Linked DNA regions of Mus musculus: all the other regions are linked to region 3. Evidence: chromatin loops called from intact Hi-C (ENCODE). Cell type or tissue: gastrocnemius. All regions are shown on one strand.

The links. Hi-C counts contacts between places; a loop is a spot of excess contacts. Peaks named below come from ENCODE experiments on the same cell type or tissue, not always from the same donor. Only the 100,000 strongest peaks of a DNase experiment are listed, where the experiment ranks them.
Region 1: it touches region 3 in a loop (2.3-fold over the local background); 3 of 42 quality-filtered maps call a loop at or near these places.
Region 2: it touches region 3 in a loop (5-fold over the local background); 3 of 42 quality-filtered maps call a loop at or near these places.

What each region holds. Positions count from the first base shown.
Region 1 is chr2:144,448,734-144,456,733 of GRCm38, forward strand. No RefSeq gene overlaps it. Among named protein-coding and RNA genes, the nearest start is that of Gm46768, 32 kb to the left of the region's middle. In gastrocnemius, a CTCF peak has its summit at 4,086 (motif pointing left); a DNase peak (open chromatin) is centred at 4,077.
Region 2 is chr2:144,364,643-144,372,642 of GRCm38, forward strand. Pet117 (PET117 homolog) reads left to right here and starts at 4,341. Exons shown (of 2, transcript NM_001164813.1): 1 at 4,341-4,515. The coding sequence starts at 4,420. It overlaps Kat14 (lysine acetyltransferase 14), which reads left to right and starts at 4,393. Exons shown (of 11, transcript NM_181417.3): 1 at 4,393-4,515. It also overlaps the pseudogene Gm11701. In gastrocnemius, no CTCF peak of the experiment used is centred here; DNase peaks (open chromatin) are centred at 3,903, 4,285 and 4,537; H3K4me3 peaks cover 2,423 bases; H3K27ac peaks cover 2,242 bases.
Region 3 is chr2:144,006,099-144,014,098 of GRCm38, forward strand. It overlaps Rrbp1 (ribosome binding protein 1), which reads right to left and starts at 5,165. Exons shown (of 24, transcript NM_024281.2): 1 at 4,901-5,165. In gastrocnemius, a CTCF peak has its summit at 4,221 (motif pointing right); DNase peaks (open chromatin) are centred at 3,611, 4,236 and 5,300; H3K4me3 peaks cover 2,884 bases; H3K27ac peaks cover 2,695 bases.

The DNA of each region.
Region 1 (8,000 bases), 440 kb after region 3:
TCAGCAGCCTAAGTGACAGCCCAGCCCAATTGTATTGGCATCCGAAGTAGAGGCAGTCTGAGGGATGGAGTCCTTAGCCTGTGAAGTTGACACTGTCTGCTGGTAGACAGTGTCAGAGTTGGGGGAATGAATGACTAGCTAGAGGCTATAGGAGAACTGCTTGTGTAGGGGCCCACCCCCACCCCTCTGAAGTACTGGGTTGGATGATGTACAAACAAACACTGGGTTTCCCTGTATCCTTATAAGACATCTCTGTTTGTTCTTTTTACCTTTCTCTCCATTTCATCACCAGTAAAATGCAGACTACAAGCTTACCTGTCTGGGTCTTGAGATTTAAGAAGACAGTGCCTGGTACATGGGAGGTAATTAACTAGGGGTCTTTACTGAGGTGAGTTCGAGATTAATGTCTTGTAATTCTATTGCAGACATATCGTATGGTGCAACTGATTCACGATGCTTGCTGAAGCACATGTACCCATGACACAACTGGCCGAGGTTCAATATTCTCTTAGCAGCGCAGGGTTCCTGTAAAGCCAGGCCATGTATTAAGATGTGTGACTGCCATCTGGGGGTGGGGGTGGGGGATTCTTCACAGACTATTGATGAAGTTAAAGCCTCCTAGGGTGGAAATTGACAATAATGTGGTTTCCTTGGTTCGGATTCACTTTCTTTATGTTCTAATCTCAAGACACTGGAAATATGCATAACCTAGACTATAGAGTGCTCGATAGGATCATGAGGGAGCCTCTGCAGGTGGAGATATGATTGCATTCAGGACTGCTCTTAGTGAAGCGGAGGCTGAGCAGTTGATCACAGCCCTGGGTTCTATTTCTCTACCCCTCCAAAAAAAAAAGTTGCCCTCTTTGGGCCTTTCCGGACCTCTGGAAGAGCGTCAGGATGTTAGAGTAGATGTAAGGAGAAGGCATTGCACTGTTTTTACCCTGGAGTCACCACCAATGTACGTCTCTATAGAGATATACACTGCGATTTCCTTTAGGAAGCTCCCATTCTTACTTTATTCTTGTTTGTTTGTTTGTTTGTTTGTTTGTTGTTTCTCTGTGTAGCTCTGACTGTCCTAGAACTAGCTCTGTAGACCAGGCTGGCCTCGAACTCACAGCCACCCTTCTGCTTCTGCATCCCGAGTGCTGAGATTAAAGGCAGACACCACTACTGAACGTCCAAGCTCCCCATTCTCAAGGACTTGCGACATAAAGACAAAGCACCACAGCAGATCTTGTTAAACCCAGCGGGTCTTGGCTGCTGTCATCATTACAGCTCTCTAACATCTTCTTCCTGGGAACTGAGCCTATTGGCAGCTGTAGCTTTGAGGGATTAATCTGTGTGAGTACCTGAATAACTTACGAAGCACACAGTGTGGACCCGCTCTTTGAACCATCACTGTGAAAGAAGAGGCAAACCAGAAGAATCTGGTGTTTGTTTGTTTTGAATCTGTTAACCCTTGAAATTTTGTGATTAGGCTAGAGGAATTAACTGTATACACCTTGCTTTTGTTTGGCTACAGCCAGGCCCAGCTTGAGTCTCTTTTTGTGATGTTCATACTAGCATTACTAGAAATTGAACTCTGTACACCAACTTAATATTGAAGATATTTTAAAAAAAATTATTATCTTTATTTCATGTTTGTTTCATGATGTGCATTCAGGTGTTTTGCCTGAATTTATCTGTATGAAGGTGTAGGATCCCCTGGAACTAGAGTTACAGACAGTTGTAAACTGCCATGTGGTTGCTGGGAATTGAACACAGGACCTCTGGAAGAGCAGCCAGCACTCTTAAACGCTGAGCCATTTCTCCAGCCCAATATCAAAGATCTTTATGTACTTCCTCTATTGCCTTGTGGTTATGTCCTTTGCCAGACAGCACCCCCACCTCCACCAGCCATATGATTTTGGTATCTTGGGTACAAGGGCAAGGTCCAAGCTGGTCAGGATACAAAAAGCATCAACAGATGGCTGCTAGCTGTCAACATTGGAATATATTTTCAAATTAGTAAGCCCGTAATCCTTGCTGATGGAAGGTGTTGGCAGGAGGATTCAGTTCAAGCAAGATTCTACATAATAAGGTTGAGGCCAGACTAGGCTTCATCAGACCCTAATAATTAGGGCTGGAAAGATAGCTCAATTAGTAAAGGGTTTGATGTGCAAACCCAAGAACCAGAGTTCAGATCCTCAGAACCCAAGTAAAAAGGGGGCGTAGTGGCACACTCGTATAATTCCAGACTTGTTGAGCTCCATCTTCAAGGAGCGATCTGATCCCAGGATGCTCAGTGCTTAAAAGTACTTGTTGCTCTTGCAGAAGACCTGGGTCGGTTCCCAGTAACCACATAGTGGTTTATCACCATCGGTAAATCTTTTTAAAGTAGTGGTTGAGTTCAAAGCCAGCCAGAGCTATGTAGTGGACATTGTCTCAAAAATCAAAAGCAAAAATGGGAGGGGAATTGAGGAAGACATCTGACATTAACCTTCCTACCTCATATGTGTGAATACATACACATAAGTACACTATACACACATATATCATTTTTAACAACAACAACAACAACAACATATAAATTAGGTCATTTGTTCTAGGAAAGCCAAAGGAAGAGAGCCTGGTGGGAGGGCCTCAGAGCATTGGTCGTGGGCTGCAGAGATGATACAACAGTTAAGAGATTTTGAAGACCTGGGTTTGGAGAGGGAGGGAATCGGGTGAATCAGAGACATACTGAAGCATGGAGAGGATCGGGCCAGGAGATAGCTATGGCATTATCTTGTGCGGGTGAGGAGACCTTGTTTGATTCTGTGTCTTATTTACTGATGAATCTTTAGTGTCTAATATAGTGGGGGAGGGGGCATAGAGAAGGTGATCAGTAAATGTTTTGACTGGATAAGCAAAAAAGAGAAAAAAAAAAACCTTCAGTCGTTTTTTTTTTTTTTTTTTGTAAAAAAATACAATTGAGAAGAAATTTGAATAAAACCAGAAAGTGAGACAATTAAAGATTGTATCAATCCCTGACAAGCCGTGACTAATATTTATTGAGTAAATACCATGCTTTCAGATAGTTAAGACACACAGCCTCATAAAATCCTCACGTGACATATGGAACCTCACCTAAGTTAAGAATGCCTCTCAATATGCCAGCATTCACCCTGGGACAGCCCAGTATTACGACAAATACCTTAGCTACTGCTATTGGCATGATCACCCTATCACTTCAGTCCTGTGTCTGATAAATAGGGACAAACTTTCTGTCCCTTTCTCATCCTTCTTCTAACAGTGATGTGCATACACATGGAATTCAACCCATGGCCGTTTCGTCAATGACCTCTCTCTGCCAGTGGAATAATCCCTGCACAGATAAAGGCGAGGTCTGTATTCCAGCAGCTTGTCTGATACTATGAAGTGTCTGGACAGTCCATGTTCTGGGTCACTGCAATATGGTGACACGCATGTGTACCTAAGGCTATTTCACCGTAACAATGTTCATACGACCCCAGTTTTACAGCTTCATTTGTTAATACTATAAACAAATAGTAGTTGGCACAAAGTACCCACTCACAGGTGCTGAGTCACTGATTGAGTTTATTCTCTGAGAACCCCAGGACAGCATGCTCTTCCACTCCCCTAAATGAGTGGTTGTAGTAACCTACCTGTAGTTCACTTTAGTGTAGAAAATTACTGTGGGATTAAAGCTGTGGTTGCCCCATTGTTCTTCAGTAATATTTTTAATTATATAAATAATACAATTAAAAGTTTCCAGCAGGACATGGTGGCACACGCCTTTAATCCCAGCATTTGGGCAGAGGCAGGTGGATCTCTGAGTTTGAGGCCAGCCTGGTCCACAGAGTGAGTTTCAGAACATCCTGGGCTACATAGAGAAACCCTGTATCAAAAAAACAAAAACAAAACAAAAGTTTCTATTCACAGATATTTGAAAAATTGAAACGTCACCAGATTCCTCAGAGTCCTTGGCTACCCACAGCACCAGGGAAACGTTGGACAATTGAATCCTAATGGTTGAAGAATCAGCTTGCAGGAGAAAAAGCACTAAGCAAAGAAGTAATCACTGTGTGTAGGGCGACCCCTGCTGTTCAAAGTTCAGAAGCACGTAAGAGAACCACGTCAGGGACTATGTGGACTAGAGGTTCCCAACCTTCTTAATGCTGCGACCCTTTAATGCAGTTCCTTGTATTGTGGTGACCCCCAACCACGACTCTTTTCATTGCTGCTTCATAGTTGTAATTTTTCTATGGTTATGAATCATAATGTAAATATCTGTGTCTTCCAATGGTCTCAGGTGACCCCTGTGAAAGATCCTTTGACTCGATCAAAGGATCACCAAGGGAGAAACCTTGAATGGACGCTCTCAACTCAAAGCACAAAGAATCATGGTTCAGGGCCGAGAGATGGCTCAGTGGGTAAAGGCGCTTGCTGCCAAGTCTGATGACCTGATCTCAGTCCAAATGGTGGGAGGAGAGAACTTAACTCTTGCTAGTTGTCCTCCGACCCCCACACAACATAAACAAACAAATGTGTGAGTGTGAGGCAGGAGGGGAGAAAGAGAGGCTCTACTAGCTCAAAGTTACAGGTTATAGATGCAGAAACTGAGGCTCACAGGTGAACCCCAAGAGGTCAAATGCCCTGTCTGCGCTCACCCCGAAAGTTCAGCCTTGAAGAAGGAGGCGCTAGATTCTCTGATGTGGACTTTCCACTGAGGGAGATGGAACTCCTAATTCTAATCTCTTTTGCCTTTATAAAAATTAGCAAACATTTGTCATAACTTCACTATCTTTAAATCAGTGTCTTCAAAAAAATTTAAAGGTACATTTATTTATTTGTGTGTTTGGGAGTGGCTTACGAGGTTCAGAGGACAATTTTTGGGAGTCAGGTCTCTTTTACCATGCTGTCCAGTGAGTCAACTCAAGACATCAAGCTTGGCAGCAAGTGCCACTATGCAATGAGCCGTCCTGTCCCAATGTTCCTTTTTTGGCCCGAGTGCATGCGTGCGTGCGTGTGTGCGTGCGTGCGTGCGTGTGTGTGTGTGTGCCTGAGTGCATGTGAATGCTAAAGCTGGAGGTTGACACTGGGCATCTTCCTTCATCATTTCCACCCTGTGTACTGAGGCAAGGTCTCCCAGTCCTTGGGGCTGGCTGATCCAGCCAGTTCACTCTGCCAGTTCCATAGATCGCCTCTGTCTCTGTCTCCTGAGTGCTGGGATTACAGGTGGCCACCATGTCTTCGTGACTTTTATGTGGCTGCTCAGGATCTGAACTCAGATCTTTGTGTTTATGCAAGCACGTTTTCCAAGGAGCCATCTCCCTAGTCCTGAAAACACTTATTATTACAGAAAAATCATTATCAAAGATAACACCTCTCCTATTTAACTATATTCATCTCCTCTTGCCCCTGGCTATAATTTTGAAATGTGTGCTTAAGATAAAATGTGAGTTTAAATACGGGAAGAAAAATACTAAACTACCAAAAAGAATCCTGCTCTTTAAAATGCCATCAGAAAAGAAAAGAAAAAAAAAAAAACCAGAAATGTTTCATACAGGAGGCTAGGAGTGTGACAACTTCCCCCTAACTCCAGGCGGGAATGTACTAGAAAGTTGAAGATGTTGCAAAACACACCAGCAGGTCACTTGGGAAAGCAGAATTTGAGGTAGGCTGATAAAAAGCATCGTCAGCATTCTGGTTTCTGTTGTTGGTTGCTGTGCCCATGGAATAAGTTTTCATTTTTAGGAAGTCCTTGCTTGGTTCCTTTAGACACCTGTGGTACACACAACTTAGCCCTAAACACTTCAGAGAAAAGTATGGATGCATGTGTGCGGAGAGAAAGCAGGAGAAGCCTAGAAAGGGCTTGTCTACCCGTGTACATTGACAGGCTCCAGGGTAGACACTGGACAGTCCTTCGTCCCACTTTGCGGCTTACTTTGTTAAGCTTGAAATTACTTCCAAATAAATACTCTAAAGTAGATGGATGTAGCAGCCCTGAGTAGTCCCAGGTCTCAGAAAGCCGAGGCAAGAAGATCTCATATATAGTATGGGTCTGGGCTACATATTGACGTCCTATTTCAAAAGTGCAAATCCTATATTTTAAGGAATTGAAGGTTAAAAAAATTTTTTTAAAAAAAAATCACTCTCTCTTATTTTATGTGCATTGGTGTTCTACCTGCTTGTGTGTGTGAGGGTGTCAAATGCCCTGGAACTGGAGCTACAGACAGTTGTGAGCTCCCATGTGGGTACTGGGAATTGAATCTGGATCCTTTGGAAGAGCATCCAGTGCTCTTAACTACTAAGCCATCTCTCCAGCCCCCATTTTCTTCAAAGGGTTTCTCTATGTATCCCTGGCTGTCCTGGAACTTGCTCTGTAGACTAGGCTGGCCTTGAACTCAGAGAGATCTGTCTGCCTCTGTCTCCTGAATGCCAGGACTAAAGATGTATGCCACACTGCCTGGCTAAGGAACTAAAGTTTATTAAAAAATATTTTTCCAATTAAAAATAACCATTTTACAGTATAAAAATTGTCTCCGTGTTTGTGAATATGCATGTGTGTGCTGTGTGTGTGTGCCTGTGTGTGTACACGCATGTTTGTAGAGGCCAAAGGTATCTCACATTCCGGTGGAACTGCAAATGGTGGTGATCTGTCGGCTTTTGCTGCTGGTGATCAAATGTCAGTCCTCTGTAAGAACAGTGCTCACTTTTAACTGCTGAGGCATCTATCGAACCCTATATATTATTGTAAAAATTAACCAACCTCGTGACATACTTTTGAAGCAAACCATGCACTAGCAAAAAGAGCTCGTGAGACCACTTGGGAAAGGTGAGGCTGGAAGGTGAGCTCGGGGCTTAGGTAAAGTTTCTGTAAGTCCTACCTAACCTATTTATGCCTGTGTATTTATTTCTGTTATTTTCCCCCCAACTTGGGTTAAGGACTTTCATAAAAATTGTTTCCCATTAATAGAACCATTTAATGCAGTGAATTTGATATCAGAATTATGGCCTTTGTGAAAAGTATTCTTATGCTCTTATTATAAAGCAAAAGCTACTAGGACTTAAGAAAGGGTTGTGTTCACCTCACACAGAGCTGAAAAGGATTTCTGGAATGTTCGTGTTGTTCTATAAACCAGGAGACTGTTTTCATTAAGAATTGAAACCTGGCACTCTGGATCCATAGAATGGCTATGAGATTAGTTACAGAGGACTCTGTTTGGAGGTGAGAAAAAAATTTACTGAATTAGATCCCGCAAAACTCTGGCTTCCAGGGACTGTTCAGAGTTCCTGACTCTTAACAGATATAGCAGAAGGGGACACATTTGCTTAATTATTTGACAAGCAAGGACTGCTGTGACTGAAATAAGGGCCACTTGCTGTCCTTTCTTTGGGTTTTTCCTGAACAACAGTTTGAGCACGTACCAGCCAGCCAGCCTTCATTTCATGCTCCCTGTGGGTTCATTGTGCTTCTCACAGGAATTCTACACTTCTGTTGCTCATTCCAATCTTCTTTTGATGAAGAATCATTTGGGGTTTCAACTAATGAGTTGTTGCTGTTGTCGTGTGTGTTGTTAACAGCAGCAATTGGGAACAACGAGGAAAATAACAAAATGTATGTAGAGAATTCTGCAACTTCCTAGTCAACCAAACCAAGTCATGTAAAAGAAAATCCAACAGTTGAGTTTATGCTTCTGTGAGAACCTAATGGCTTGCTCTTGAACTAACTATTCAGAGGCAGTTATCCAAGTACAACAGGAAGTAACGACCTACATACACAGCCACTGCTCAGCCTATAAATGTCTTAATAGAATCCCTTTGTCCAGCAACTTGGCAGCCTGGGTCTCAAGAGCTTTTCTGTTCCAATTGCATGTGCCATGATTGCCACGTTTAGAGACATTGTTTCAAATGTATCCTGTGGAGATTCAGGGTACAGCTAATTGGCTAAGCATGGACATTTGTGGAAGGAATCTCTGTGTTCAGTCTATCACAAACAAAGCAAAACCTGTATC
Region 2 (8,000 bases), 360 kb after region 3:
TCTACTCTGATCCCCAAGGCCTTCTTTTCTGAGATCATCTTCTGGTTGCATTCTATCAGCCGGTGCAGCTCACTCTCCCAGGAGGCCTTCTCTTCCTCCCAGGAGGCCTTCTCTTCCTCCTAGGAGGCCTTCTCTTCCTCCCTGGAGGCCTTCTCTTTCTCCCTGGAGGCCTTCTCTTTCTCCCAGGAGGCCTTCTCTTCCTCCCAGGAGGCCTTCTCTTCCTCCCAGGAGGCCTTCTCTTCCTCCCAGGAGGCCTTCTCTTCCTCCCAGGAGGCCTTCTCTTCCTCCCAGGAGGCCTTCTCTTCCTCCCAGGAGGCCTTCTCTTCCTCCCAGGAGGCCTTCTCTTCCTCCCAGGAGGCCTTCTCTTCCTCCAAGGAGGTCTTCTCTTCCTCCCAGGAGGCCTTCTCTTCCTCCCAAGAGGCCTTCTCTTCCTCCCAGGAGGCCTTCTCTTCCACTTCCTGTTCTAAGGTCTTATTGACCCTCTGTGTTGCTTCCAGTGCCACCTGCTTCCTCTGTAGCTGCTCATGGAGGTCAGTGTACTTGTCTTTCAGCTCCTGGTTTTCTTGGTAAAGCTCCTCACTGAGCAGTTCCATCTCTTCTACCTTTTCCATATTGATAACAACAATTATGTCCTCGTCAGGGTCTGGACAGAACTGGAAAGGGACACTTGTTCCCCGGACCAAACCATCTTCATCCACATAGCAGAACTGGTAGCACTCCACATCCTTGGGAAGGTAATAAGCTTTGAATTGGATTTCCTGCTGTGTGGCTGAATCCTTGTTTTGGTCTTTTGGCAAGGGAGCCCACATGAAGGTATAATACTCCTGAGTGGTCTTCCACCCTACTTTAAAGATGCCGATCCAGTCCTTGGGTCGAGGGATGAACTTTTCAGTGAGGGTATATCTCACGTGATATCTCCTTTAGGAACATAGAACTTCTCCACATTGTTAAACAGGACCTGAGAGAAGTTGCCATGTTCCAGCAAGGTAGGTATGGGGCACTGGTCCATGGTGGAGTTCGGGCACAGCAGCCAGCAGCAGCAAAACAGCAGCAGGGCATGCAAAGGCGGATGGGCAAGTTTAAGGACTGAAGAGAGGCTGTCTCTTCTTATCCTTAAACTGTATCAATACTTAAAATGTGTGAGTCCTGTCACTCTGAAGTGGAGCGCCCCGATGATGTTTGGGGTACTCTCTCCTCCTTCTTTCCGGTTGGCCACAGTTGGTAAAAAGGACTCTCACTGTTGCCTATTGCTGCTTCTCCTTTGAGCGATGTGGTCCTTGGGATGAGCCTAAGGGAACCCACCAGAGATGATCACTCAGACAGTTTATAGGCAAATCAAAGTCTTTATTCCAGCCAGCTGGACCTGTTCTTGGTATTAGGGTAAGGGTTTTAAAGACAAAGACCATACATCTTGATACCTCACTTGGCAGCTGCAAGTCTGAGGTTTGCACAAGCAGGCAGTTTAACAGAAGCTAAGATAAGTTAGGTAGGGCATATGGACCTTGGGATGGTGTACTGGCTAGTTTTGTGTGTCAACTTGACACAAACTGGAGTTGTCACAGAAAAAGGAGCCTCCCTTGAGGAAATGCCTTCATGAGATCCAGCTCTAAGGCATTTTCTCAATTAGTGATCAAGCCGGGTAGGGCCTATTGTGGGTGGTGCCATCCTTGGGCTGGTAGTCCTGGGTTCTATAAGAAAGCAAAGCGAGCAAGCCAGGGGAAGCAAGCCAATAAGTAACATCCCTCCATGGTCTCTGCATCAGCTCCTGCTTCCTGACCTGCTTGAGTTCCAAGTCCTTGACTTCCTTTGGTGATGAACAGCAATGTGGAAGTATAAGCTAAATAAATCCTTTTCTTCCCAACTTGCTTCTTAGTCATGATGTTTGTGCAGGAATAGAAACCCTGACTAAGACAGATGGGTATAGAATGGAGTTGGGTAATTTTCCACAGGATTCTTCATCAAGCAGATCAAATCCTAGTTAAACCAAAGTGGCCTCAGCAAGAGTACAAGATGGAGGAGCCTCTTCTTGTCCTGTCACAAGCCTTCCTAGCACTTCAGGTGTAACTTAAATGTAAGAGTTAACTGAACATGGTAAATAATATGTGGTCATCAGTGATGCTTTCTCTGAAAGACCTTGGCATAAAAGAGGGAAAAATAAGACTTACTTAGTAGACGTTTCCAATTGCCCAGTAAACTATTTTCTTTAATTACAGTGCCCACTCCTAAAAATACACCCAAACTAGATGTTCTAGCAACTATTTTAAAGTAAATAAATAAGTTGCTTTTCAGGATCTGATGGCACACAGTCATTCAGCTACTAAGGTAAGTAATAATAATTATAAAAAACATCTTGCTTTGGTTTGTAATCATTGGCCTACACTTTAGACACAACACTTACAGCTGCCTCCTCCTCCTCCTCCTCTTGAGACATTGTTTCTGTGTGTAGTCCTGGCCATCCTGGAACTAGCTCTGTAGACGAGGCTGGCCTCGAACTCAGAGTTCTGCCTACCTCTGCTTCCCCAGGGCTGGGATTAAAGGTGTATACCACAACTGCCTAGCATAAGAGATTTTTAAAAACAAAATACATTTAAAGAAGACAAATTGGAAAATTAATCACAATAGAATGCATGGTCATTTATACTTCTGGTGTCATTCCAAGGCCATTCATAGCTGTTACACTCGCTGATTTACTGGATGAAAAGTCTGGGGTTATCATAAATAAAAAGTATTGTGGCATGATTTTTCCTTAGGGAAATATGCAAAAATAACTTGAATCTCTTCTCATTCTAAAAGTCACTGGTCCCAAACTCTATTTTCACATTCAAAGATATAACCTGGGCTGGTGAGATGGTTCAACAGGTAAGAGCACTGACTGCTCTTCCAAAGGTCCTATGTTCAAATCCCAGAAACCACATGGTGGCTCACAACCACACGAAATGAGATCTGATATCCTTTTCTGGTGTGTATAATAATAAATAAATCTTTGTGCTGGCGCAAGCAGAGGTCCTAAATTCAATTTCCAACAACCACATGAAGGTTCACAACCATCTGTACAGCTACAGTGTATTCATATACATAAAATAAATCTTTAAAAATAAATAAACCTAGATTCTTTAAAAAATAAATTAAAGTCGGGCGTGGTGTCGCATGCCTTTAATCCCAGCACTCAGGAGGCAGAGGCAGGCGGATTTCTGAGTTTGAGGCCAGCCTGGTCTACAAAGTGAGTTCCAGGACAGTCAGGGCTACACAGAGAAGCCCTGTCAAAACAAACAAACAAAGAAACAAACAAAAAACACCAAAAAAATTAATTAAAAAAAAAAAACCAAAGATATAACCAATGCAGTATGCTAACTGTTCATAATAGTATTTTCTTCATGCCGTTTGGGTTCACTTAACAGAGAACGAAAGAGCAAAGCATACTGAGACGAAGTGAATGTTGGGGAAACACTGGGAATACCTAATCAAGGCCTGAATGAGCCTTATCATTGTTGTCTATCGGTTTTCAGCAGCAGCTTTGAATGTGTACTTTCCTGGGTAAGAGTGATTTACTGATATGCCATTCTTCATTGGCATCACAAATACTTAAAAGTTCTGGGAAGCCAAGTCTCTTTTTTAATTTAAGGGGTAAGTGCAAATGACACCATCCTTAGCCTCTTGTGAACTACTCTGACACAAGGATCTTACAAGCATTCCTGAAAGGCTCCAAGGGCATCAACGACATTTTTTTTTTCTTTTGGTTTTTTGAGACAGGGTTTCTCTGTATAGCCCTGGTTGTCCTGGAACTCACTTTGTAGACCAGGCAGGACTCGAACTCAGAAATCCGCCTGCCTCTGCCTCGGGAGTGGTGGGATTAAAGGCGTGAGCCACCACGCCGGGCAACGCCATTTCTTAAGATTACAGGAGCTAAACATGTCCGGATCCTTGCCTGACCCAGTGCATTTCCCAACAGAAGTTTAGTAGGCAACAAGGTGTAGCCGAGGCTGAGGCAGGATTGCGAGTTTGAAGCTAGTTTGAGCTGCACAGCAATACCTTGTCAAAAAACCAACCACCCAGCTTTTAGACTCTAAGAAAATTTAGGGTCTGATCAGTCGCCCCATAGCGACCAGATGTCCTCCGTACATACTCCACTGGCACTCCCAACCCCACCCTCGCGACTCCAAAGCAGCCCAGCACTGCGACTTCCTGGTGAAGGCGGTCCCCAAATAGGAAAGCCAGGGCCCCAGGCAGCCACTCCCAAGAAGCAGCGAAGCGGGCCAGGGGTTACGCTCGGCGCTCGATTGCTAGAGCCTGGCGACGATAGCACTTGCAACGGCTCTGCGCTCGAGAGGTCGAGCCTGGCCCGTTGCGGCTGCGGCGGCGGCGGCGGCTGTGGCGGCGGCGGGGGCGGGCGCGGGAGCGAGTCCGCGGCCGGGAGCGGGAATGTCGAGGAGTTCGAAGGCAGTGCTGGGCCTCTCGGTGCTGCTGACGGCGGCCACGGTGGCCGGCGTGCATCTGAAGCAGCGGCAGGACCGGCAGGTCGGTGTCACGTGACCGCGTCTTCCGGGGCGCCGAGCCCGCAGCTGTCCCTGCGCGCGTGGCGGGCCGGGCGGGCTGCAAGGGCGCGTTCAGGACGCCGACTTCTCTCCCCCAGCCACGAGGCGGGAGACTGGGGCGGAAGCCTCGGGGCAGGGGTGTAGTCCAGAGTTAGAGAGTTGCTAGGGTGAGCTCGAGGCCCTGGGGGCAGCACAGCCCACAAAGCCTTACCCAGGAATTGTTAAATCCGGAGATAAAGCAGCTCACACCCAGCACACCCCCCAGTGCCTTTGGCTAAAGAAACTTGAGATTTTTGCAACTTGCATTAACAAAACATTTTGCTACTGGACTTAGGTTCTGGAAAGGATAAAAGGTAGCGAGCGCCCTTCACGTTTTCTTTTAATGGCTTTCTTTCGGAGAATAACTGGCTTATTAATCAGCGACTAACCGACTCTTCCTCATTCCAGTTTGCAACGCTGGCTAGTGCGCTGAGCACACTGAGAACACATAGTTAATTATAACCTCTCGAGATTGTTCTTTTTATAATGGTGCCACACTGTGCTGGCCAGTACTTGGTATTTGCCCTTTCAAGCAATACCTTTACAGTTATTTGGTTTGAATCGGATTTGCCATGGGCAGAAGTTACTGAAAGCCTCAAGAGTCACCAGACCATCGACCTTTGTATTCACAAACTAGGAATTGCAATGAAACTAGGCTTGCAAATTCAGAACCATTTTGAGGAGCAGGGTCGATGTGCAGTGATGGAGAAGCACACAAGGAATTAAAGATTTGGGATTAAAATATGGTTCCCCAGGGATATCTTCTGGAGTAGAAGCAAGAAACTTCCTTCTTGGGAGGAAAAGGAAAAGATGGTGGTTCTAATTAAACTTGGAAGACAGGGTGTCTGTGTCCTCCTGATGTGTTTTGGAGACAGCGTTTGCTATCAGTTTTGTTTCAAACTCTGTTCCCCTGAGAAGTTTTTACAGTATGAGCAGACCAATTAAATCAGATCTCTGGAGCATGGAGACTCAGCTGTGTTCCAAAAGGCACGCCAAAGGCTTTAATGAAACGGTTGAGAATCACAGTTAGAGAATGGAAGTGTGCAAAGATCTAGTTATTTCTTGGAAGTTAGTGACCAAGACATACTGACCAAAATAAGCTGTCCAGTAGCTATTCATTAGCGACTTACTGTAACATCGAGGAAGGTAGATGTCTTGAAAACTTCAAGGTGGCAGTAAAGGAAATAATGGCTTGTTTTCTGTCTACCCACACCAGACACAGTGTTTTTCACTTTACAGACATTGTCTTTAACTCTCAAAGGAACTTAGTAGACATCAATTACAGATGGTTCCTAACTTAAAGATGGTTAACTTGGTTTTATGTATGTGTTTGGGTGTTTTTTTTTTAAAGATTTATTTATTTATTATATGTAAGTACACTGTAGCTGTCTTCAGACACTCCAGAAGAGGGTGTCAGATCTTGTTACAGATGGTTGTGAGCCACCATGTGGTTGCTGGGATTTGAACTCAGGACCTTCGGAAGAGCAGTTAGTGCTTTTAACCACTGAGCCATCTCTCCAGCCCCGGTTAACTTGGTTTTTAGGAAAGCAGTATCGTTTGTATTTAGTGAAACTTTCTTTGAATATTGAATTTTGGTATTTTCCCAGGCTCAGGATCAATGGTAGGATTCTTTCAAAATGCCAGGCAGCAAAACAAACCTCAGACCCCAGGGAGCCCCGGAATGCTGATGTTCAGTGGTATCATGTCAGAACACCTTTATTATTTTCAGTTTATCATGAGGTTTTCCAGGTATGGTCCTATGGTAAGTTGAGGAGTGTTAATGATTCTACAGGAATCAAGGCTCCAGATGCTAGAGTTAGGTTAGTAAAGAGCTGTGTTAGTTAGGGTTTCCTATTGCTATGACAAAGCACCATGACTAAATGCACCTTGGGGTGGAAAGGGGTCAACTTCCAGCTCCATATCACAGTTCATCAATGAAAGCAATTGAGGTGATAATCTGGAAGTAGGAACTGAAGCAGAGGCTGTGAAAGAGCTGCTCACTGGCGGCTTATGTTAAGACAAAGTCTTTCTGTGTTGTCTTGGCTGGCTCAGAGCTCAGAGAGATCTGCCTGCTACTACCTCCTAAATTCTAGAACTAATGTACCACCATGCTGGACCTGAGCCCTCACTCTTACATTTCCCAACTCCACTGGTGTAGCAAATGTAGCTGTAGGCCTGGGAGAGGCTCAGTAAGAACTAGGTGAGTATTTATTTATTTATCTATTTATTTATTTATTTTGAGTAGACTTTATTGTAAAAACACAAACCCCTTGCAAATAAATAAAAACATCACACATCAAAATTAATGAGACTCAAAGTCTGTACAACTCAGTGAACTGCACAGTAAACGTTCACATGTGCTTTATTTATTTTTATTGTTTTATATTTAAGAGGGTTTGCATGCATGTGCGAGCACTCATGCATATCTGGTGCCTGTGGAGGTTAGACAAGGTCATCACATCCCTTTGGTCCAGAGTTACAGCCACTTGTGAGCCTCTGTGGAAACTGAAGTTATGTCATGCAAGAATGAGCACTTCTCTCCTGAGCCCTACCTCCAGCCCTTCTGTATGGTTAGGAGAGGTAGGTGTTCATTCAGAACGGAAGCTCTGGAGCTCCACTTTCAGTACTGAATTCGCTTTTATACACTTACCCACCACCAACCCCAAAAAACCCATGACAGATTTAGACCCAGAAAAACAATCAGCTTATATTCCCTTTCATAGTTTGTATCCATTCTCGTCCAGTCCTTCCTCATCTCCTTATATATAGCTTTTCTTGTTCTCTTTTCTTCATGATATGCTGTACCCACATGCACCTTCATTTCTGTATTTACAAATAACATTGCTTAGATTCTGCATATGAGAGAGAACTGCAGTTTCTTTCTGAGAGTGTGTGACCTTGTTCAATATTATATATTCTAATTCTATTCATTTTTCTACAGATTTTTAAACTTTATTTTTCTTTAAAGCTGCATGGTAATCTATCGTGTGTGTGTGTGTGTGTTTGTGTGTGTGTGTATACACACACTAAATTTTCATTATCCATTCATCTGTTGGTGGCCAATTAGGTTGATTCAGGTTCTTTGTTAGGCCAGCCTTTAAAAATAGAGATAGGTGGGAAGCAGAGATAGATCTCTGTGAGTTTGAGGCCAGCCTGGTCTATATCATGAGAGCTAGGACAGTCAGTATTACATAGAAAGATGCTGTCTCCAAAAAAGAAAGAAAAAAGGATATAGAAACTGGAGAGATGGCACTAGTTGCTCCTGCAGAGGAACTGGGGTCTATTCCCAGCACCCATGTGGTGAGTCACAGCTCTCTGTAACTCCAGTTCCAAGGTATGGGTCACCCTCTTCTGGTTTCTACAAACACTGTACCTGCATAACTTGTCAACAGAATACCCACACACATAAAATAGAATTTAAAGAATAAA
Region 3 (8,000 bases):
CCTTAGATAGCTGAACTGATGGGATTTGCAAGGAGAGAGCAATGAGTACAGATAAACTAGGGCCCACAGCCTGAAAGATGCTTCCACGTTACAAGAAAGGGACACTGAAGCCTGAGGAGGAAAGGTCCTACTCCTTGTTCCTAGGATCCGAACCCCAACCCAGGGCTGCTCCTTACTACAGCTCCACAGATCGTCAGGACTACCAGGCACACAACATACACCAGGGTAGAGCTGTTGCTGCTGAAGGACCACAGACTTACAAACACAACGAAGAAATCAGACCAAATCCTCGCTATTCTTGTAAAAGCCTTAAAAACCTAAATTTTAATGAAAAAAAATCCTCCATTTTTGAAAGGTTGGTTTTCTTAGTTATACGGGTTTGGAGTCTATACATAAACTAACATAGGCCTTATCTGCTCAAAGCCTGTCTAAGCTTAGGGTACAGAATTAAAGGTGTGGGTTCAAGAAGGTCATTTAGTTCAACTTATGCCTGTTACCACTGTAAAGAGCTACAGACTTCCAGCACAGTCTCAGCGGGCCTTCTCTCTGACCAGCAAGACATTAACTAGTCGCCCATGGAGGTTTCCTTTAACCCTGGGCTTTCTGTCACTCTACTGAGCACTGACATATGATTACAACAAAGATTTCAAAAACCCTTCCCAAGTTCCAGTGAGCTTTCAAAGCTGTATGGAGTATAACAAAATCTACAAGCGGCCACTGTCAGGAAATACACTGCAACAGACAGAGAGGAAAACTCCACTACACTGGGCTGTGAAAGTGCTGGGGACCAGACATGTATTCCAGCCTTGCCTAAATAACCTCGAGACATATAATTTATATAGCATCCTTTATAAAGCTGCTGTTCCTTTCAAAGAGGAGAGAGACGTGCACTACCAACACTTAAAGGAAAAACAAAGCGAGTGACTTTAAGCTTGGGTGTGTGCTTGCCTGTTTCAGGAGATCATTCAGAATCTATCGGCCTGCGAAAACAATCTCCCAGGAAGTCCCGAGTTAATATTCCGTAATGCTAAGCAGCCTCCATCGCCGAGGCTTTCTCACTTAGAATTAAATATTTACTTTCCTCACAAGCTGCATACTTTCCATCTAATGCCTACTCATTTTTTCTGTGTTTGGTACATCAGCCATCTTCATGCTGTTAGTTTTAGGTAAAGATACCTGTCCTGCCCTACCCCCTGTATGAGGGCCTGCACATATTTAAGTGCATCATGTACGTATCTAGAGATCAGAAGCAGAAGTCAGGTACACTGGAGCTGGAGACACAAGCAGCTATGATCCACCATGTAGGTGCTAGGAACCCAATCCCAGTCCTCGGCAGGAAGAACAAATGCTCTTAACTGCTGAGCCAACTCTCCAGCCCTCAAGACTAACGTCTTCTATAAGTGACAAGTTACTGGGCTAAGTGCTTAAACTAAACTTTTAAAATGGACATTTCACCTAGTTCAACGTTATAATGTTTTCATGTCATCAGGAGGAACAGGGACTTGAACCTTTGGAGCTCAGGAGCCACCCCAGCCTGGTGCTGCCTGGTCAAGCTTGCCAAGATGATGCAAATGAGCTAACTCTGCATCCAACTACTCAGCATTTGTAACTTGGCTAAGAAACAGAATGGTCAACTGTTATTGCACTTTAGTTTACATAGCCGTATGTGGCTACAGCTGTACACAGTATGGATGATGCTACTGTGGACAACTTCACACACAAATTCAGGCACCACCAATTTATTTGTATATATGGAGTTTGAAAGCCCAGAACAAAGACTTTTCAGAAAGGAATAAAATGCCAAGTACCTTCTTCCTGCACTGCCAGATTGTTACTGACTCTACACCTTGCCACTAAAACTCATTTTGATCTTCTAGTTCTGTGTCCTCCCTTGGGTAATTATTGTCCCAGCAGGATAGGCTTATGTGGCCCCACGGCCTGTTCAGAAAGCTGTACAGATGTCACCTAGCAGTTGGCAACAGGAACAGATTCCCAAACTTTCTTATCTGCTGGGCTTCCAGGTTCTCACGTACTGAATGGGTGCCATCCACACCTACCCTAAATATATGGGTGTAAAATATATGCTGTCTAAAATCCCAGCAGTGTAGTATCTGATTCTAAATTGCAAGTCTTTTAAACTTAAGTTGGGTTCAGAGTCTCTTATACCATGAGATGGTGGTCTCTCTAATCTGTGCGAACCATGGAAACCTGGGACTTCAAACTCCTAGGAGCCCCAACCTTGGCTTCCTCTGGGAGCCAGACAGTCCATGTTTAGACTGCTCATTGGAGAACTCAGGGGCCTTCCCCATTGTAGGCTTGCAATTTATACAGGGATAACAAAATGGGTGTTCTCCTTCTAGAAGCAAGATTTGAACAAGGAAAATCATAAGGACTGTGGTTCTACCCCTTTGTCATAAGTCTATTAGTTATAGCTTCTGGGGATAAAAGAACGAGTAAGAATCTGGGCTCCTATGCTTTTAAAAGGTATCCCTGCTACACAATAATCCAATATTCCAATTAAATCATTTGCATGCAACCGTTTAAACTGAGTTTGGTGCTATATAATTATTGTAGCATGTAGAGTTAAGGCTCATTTCAGCAAAGAGCATAATTGCTCGAATGTGACTCGATTCAGGATTTATTTAAAACTCCCCATCAAGCCGGGTGTTTAGGTGTACACCTGTAATCCTAGTACTTGGGAGGTAGAGGCAAGAGAGCCAGGCGTTCAAGGTCAGCCTAGACGACCCAATGGCAGGCAGGACAACCTAAGACTCTGTCCTAAAACACTGCAGAAAGAAAGGAAAAAAGGAGGGCAGGATGGGAGGAGGGGAAAGAGAGAGAATGAAGAAAATGTTTCCCATCAACATAAAATATCCATACATTATAATACCGCTCTAACTACTTAGAACAGGTAAACAGAGCTCAAGTCCTAAATATGGAAGCGGAAAGTTCTGTTGTAGCTTATGCCACAGCTTCACACAAACCTCCAGCTCTCCTCTTCTGGCCCTCAGCCCCCAAGCGTGGGATTCTGTAGGCCTCAACTAGTCCAGAAGCCAGACAATCCAGGCTTGCCCCAGCATCTGTGCTGACCTCTTAGTAGCTCTTCTCCTGTACTAAACAGAAGGGAAGTGGCATCTCCAGGCCCTCAGAACAGGAAGCTGCTTCTAAAGAGAAACAAGTTGGCAGACCATAGTGGGCTGACCTTACAAAGTTCATTAACACATTTCTATGACAACCCCCAGCAAATCCCAGAAATTTCTCTAGGTTTAGGAAGTTAAGATAAACAATAACAGAAAAAAAAAATGTAAGGAAGTGGTGTGGATGGTGAGAGAATACTTAAGTGAAGGGCTGTGTCCAATGTGCAATTCTTCAGCCTACAATGTGAGTCTTTACACAAAATTCAACCCAGGACCCCAACCCCCACCATTAGGCTTTAAGCAAATGAACTGCTAGCTTAGCAAACAGAGATGTGGGAGGCTCTAGGGATCCATCCAAGTTTCATTTCCTTGGTGTTTCCCAGTCCTGACCTCTGACCTGAGGACTGATTGCCAAATTGCCCTCGGTTTTGCACAAGATCTCACACTTCCTGCTCAGTTCCCCTGACCTCAGTGGTGAGTGGGTGGTACTATCTTCAGGCAAGAGATAAAGAAACCCCAGGTTCAGAGGTTAGGAGACATGACCCTCCGGTGTTCATGGGGCTGGAATCCAGGTGTGCGACTTCTGCAGTGGTTGGCAGTGCAAGCCAGGCTCCACCTTGTTCCCTTGTCTCTCACGTCCCTAAACACACATCCCACAAGAACAGTCAATACCAGTTGGCTACTCCCTACACGTGCTGGGTCTCCACTGCTGTCTCTCAGATGGGGAAATGGGAAACCTCTGAGAGAAAGCATTTGGTTAGCAACTGTCGACGAAGCGTGACACCTACGGGAAAGAGTCTCTGAAGCATCCTGCACAGCCTGCAGTAAGCCCGGGTCAACCGGCCTCCCTTCCCCGGGCACTGCCGGGGAGCCTGGCGGGCCGGGACAGACGGCGGGCCCAGTGCCAGGGCGCTTGGCCCGCCGGGCCGGAGGTGCCGACTTCCGCCCAGGCCTAGCACCACGGGTCCACTAATCATGGGCGCGGGAAAGAGACGCCAGGCAGGACCCCGGGTGGCCCCAACCCTGGCCAGGTCCCGCACCCTCGTGCCGGTTCCGCGAGGACCCGCCGTGAAACGGTGCTGCGGCCCTGCCGCCAGGGGGAGCAGGGAGCCTCATCCCGTACTCCGGGAAGTTGCTACGGCCAGTCCCGGACGGCACCCGCGGCGAGCCCTGTGGCCCCCGCCCGCCCCGTCGGGGCTGCCGACGTGTCCTGTGGCCACAGCCCGCAGCCCGGGGCTCTGGGCCCCCGCGTCGCCAATCCAGTCTCAGCCCTCGTCCCAGGCCGGCCCACCGCCTTCCGCCCCCCCAACCCCCTCCGGCCCGGACTCCGGCCCGGCAACGTCATCCGGTGGCTTCCCGAAACTTAACCCCTTCCTCCGCCAGCTGTGCGCCGCCCCGCCCCGCCGCCAACTTTCTTAGCCCAACTTCGGAGCGCGCGGGCCGGCCCGACGGCCCGGCCGAGAGGGAGGGGTCGCCACGTCGTGCCGCGGGGCCGCCGCAGCTCCTGGCCTGCCGGCCGGGGGAATCCACCCCGAGGGGCGCGCTCGGCCGACGCCCCTGCACGGGCTCGGCCTGGCACACGCAGCTCCGTCCCACTCGAGGGGCCGCGGCTACCGCCAGGGCGGGCGTGCGGGCCGGCGCCGCCGGGGGAGGGGCCGCCGAGGAGACGTGTCACTCGCGGCGCGACCGGCCCGGCGCCCCGACGGCCCAGCCCGCGCGCCTCCACCGCCGCCGCCGCTGCAGGGCCCGGCCAAGTTTCTTACCTGCAGCGGGAGACGCGAGAGGGAGAGCGAGAGGGCAAGAGCAGCCGCCGCCGCCGCCGCGGAACCGCAAGAGGGGAGCCGGCCGAGCCTCCACCGAGAAGCCGCCCCTGAGCAGCTGCACACACTGCGACCCTGGCGCCGTCCGCCCCGTCCGCCGTCCGCTCCGGCCGCTCGCTGGCTGCGTGCGCGTGTGTGGAGTCGTGGCACTTTCTGCCTCGGAGCTGGCGAACGGCCCCCTCCGCCGGGATCGCCGCCTCCTGCCTTCCCCACCCGGACCAGCCATTCATCGAGCTGCCTCTTCCTATTGGTTCACTAGCCGCCACTCTGCCGGCCTCTGACCAATCAGACCGCGGACGGCCGCGCCGCGGTGGCGACCATTGGCCAAAAAGGAGGGTCTACGTCTCAGCCAATGAGAGAGAGGAGGAGCTGCGGGGAGCCGCGGGGGGCGGGGCCGAAGAGGGGCGGAGCCGCGCAGCGCAACTCTCAGCTCTGCGCGGGGGCGGGTCTCTAACTCCCCGCCCACCTAGGGAGGTCCTCTGCCGGTCCCGCCCACTCCAGGCCTCCGCTCTCCACGCCACCGCTTATTCGGATTTGGCTCCGCCTAGGCCGATAGACTGCGGTTCGAATCCCCTTGGCCGCAGGCTGCTCTTTTCCTCCACACTGCCGGGCTGAGGTGGCCGTGAATGTTACCCTCAGGAGGACTGCACAAACCGTGAACAACTGGGAAAATGCCTTATTTAAACCCAAATAACGTCACACAAAGCACCAGCCTCTGGGTCTAAAGAAGAGTTCTGCAAGGGTCAGAGCAGGGAGGATGGGGCCTTATCTATCCGTAAAGGCACTGCATTCTGCATTCCATATTTTACTGAATAAGTGGGAGAATTGAGGTGGAAGACCTGGAAAGAACAAAAGAAATAGAGGTGGAAATTTTGATAAGAAAAGCCACTCCCTAAACAGAATAATATACTGTCCTTGTACAAATCACACAGCAGAGTTACATCCATCCTGTGACACTTGATTTCAGATGTTGGGACCATGAGGTTTTGGCCCAAGAAAATATGATAGCAACCCAGGAAATTGATCTAGTGATACTCCAAATATTAGCCAGCTACCCCTTTATAAAAACAAAAAAACAACAACCAACACCTACTTAGAAGAGGGGTGCATATGCCACCATGCACCAACTCTCTGCTTGATTCTCTCCTTCCATGGCTGTTTCTAGGGATCAAAACTCAGTCAGATTGCATAGAAAGTACTTAAAAGTAGTTTCCCTGTGCCATCTCATCAACACAAAAGCCTCTCTTCAAAACCAAGTTCAATTGAAATAACTTAACTTTAAGTGCTTTTCTTTTCTTTTTTTTTTTTTTTTTTTTTGAGTCAAGGTCTCACTATGTGGCTGTCCCACAACTTGCTTTGTATAACAGGCTGGCCTAGAACTCAAAGTCACAGAGTTCCTCCTGCCTCTGTTTTCTGAGTACTGGCATTAAAGGCATGAAACACCATGCCAGCTTAAGTTTAGGTTATAACCATTTTAACTGCAGCTCTTAAAATTATTCCTTTGAGCCTGAGGCAAGATCAGCCTCTTTGAAATGAAGTTTGGTCTCTCTCCTCTGTCCCCCACCCCCCTTTCGAGTCCACACAGAATTTGATATCAGGCATATCTCTCTCTCTATTGCTCGAGCAGGGTCTGTCTATGATCCTGGAGCCCACTCCTTTAACTCAGCTGCCTGACCAGTGAGTGACGGTCTCCATCTTCACAGTGCTGGATTGTAGGTGGCACCTGGAGTGTTCACATTCATGTTGGGATTTGAACTCAGGGCCTTCATAGCAGGTACTTTACCCACTGAGCCACCTCCCCAGCCTCTAAGATTTAGTGTTCTAAAAGGCCAAAGGACTACACCTGCCCCAGCCTCTGTGGCTGCAGAGTTCCTGCCTCAGTTCCTCTGTGAGCACCCCTTTGGCCATTGCTACTTGACAGCTGTTGGTCTATAGTAAAACTGCAAGGAGAGAATACAGAGGGGTTAGGCTGAAACTAAACTATTTATTTCTGGTTTGAATCTCAGTGTCTTAGGGAATTAATGATTAATCAGCAGGAATCACTATAGATCACCTTTCCACACTCAGTCATTTTCCAGAGCTGAGATTCACTTGAAATAAAATTAAGGATCCCAGCTTCTGGTCAGCAGTTGCTAGCAGCCAGTCTGGCTGGATCATGGTGGGGCATTTACCTCCCTGGGCATAAATGGACTGTAAGACAGTTACTCTCTCTTGTGGGGATAAGTAAGAACATTTATTCATCCATTCAGTCGTGTTTGTTAGTGTCCAGGGAAGACTGCAGGCTGAGCATGCAGCCTAAAGTGATACCCAAATCCACCAAGGGCCCAAAGACTTCTCTGTGGCAGGGTTGTTCTTCATCTTGGTTCACTATTTGTCTTTAATTTTTCCCAGAAGCCGATCCTGGCAGGAGGAATTGGTTCAGATGCGGTAGTCCTTCACTCTCTGACAGAGATTAGTTCCAGGACCATCTATAGCAGGTTGCGGTGTCTGGGGATGGGCAAGTCTCATATAAAATGATTTGCATAGAGCCTCTGCACTTCCTCCCATATGCTTCAAATCCTCTCTAGATGATATACACTGCCTTTAATGCAATGTGATGCTATATAAATAGTTGTGACACTGTATTGTTTAGAGAACCATGACAGGGGAGAAAGCCCTGCACATGCCCAATACAGAGACAAGTGTCTTCCAAGTAGTTTTGAACCTCTGTTGGTTAAATCTGTGGCTGTAGAACTGTGGGTTAAAGGGCTGACTGCAGTTCATTGGGGGGGGGGGAGATGATCTGGGAAACGTTGATGGAGAACTGGGACGGGAAGAACCAACAGAGAGAGCATGGTATCAAGCAAGCAGCCACTGTGGGGTGGGAACAGCCAGGGCCTGTGTCACTGGGGGGTGCAGCAAAACCCTATAGAATACACCCCAGAGATTCTCCTCAACAGGGATGAAGATGTTGGTTACTCATTACCCATTCTTTGTACTTGTTGGCTAAAAGGCTCTTCAGCAGGGGGAGAGTCTAACTCACCTCCATCAGTAGAGAAAGAAA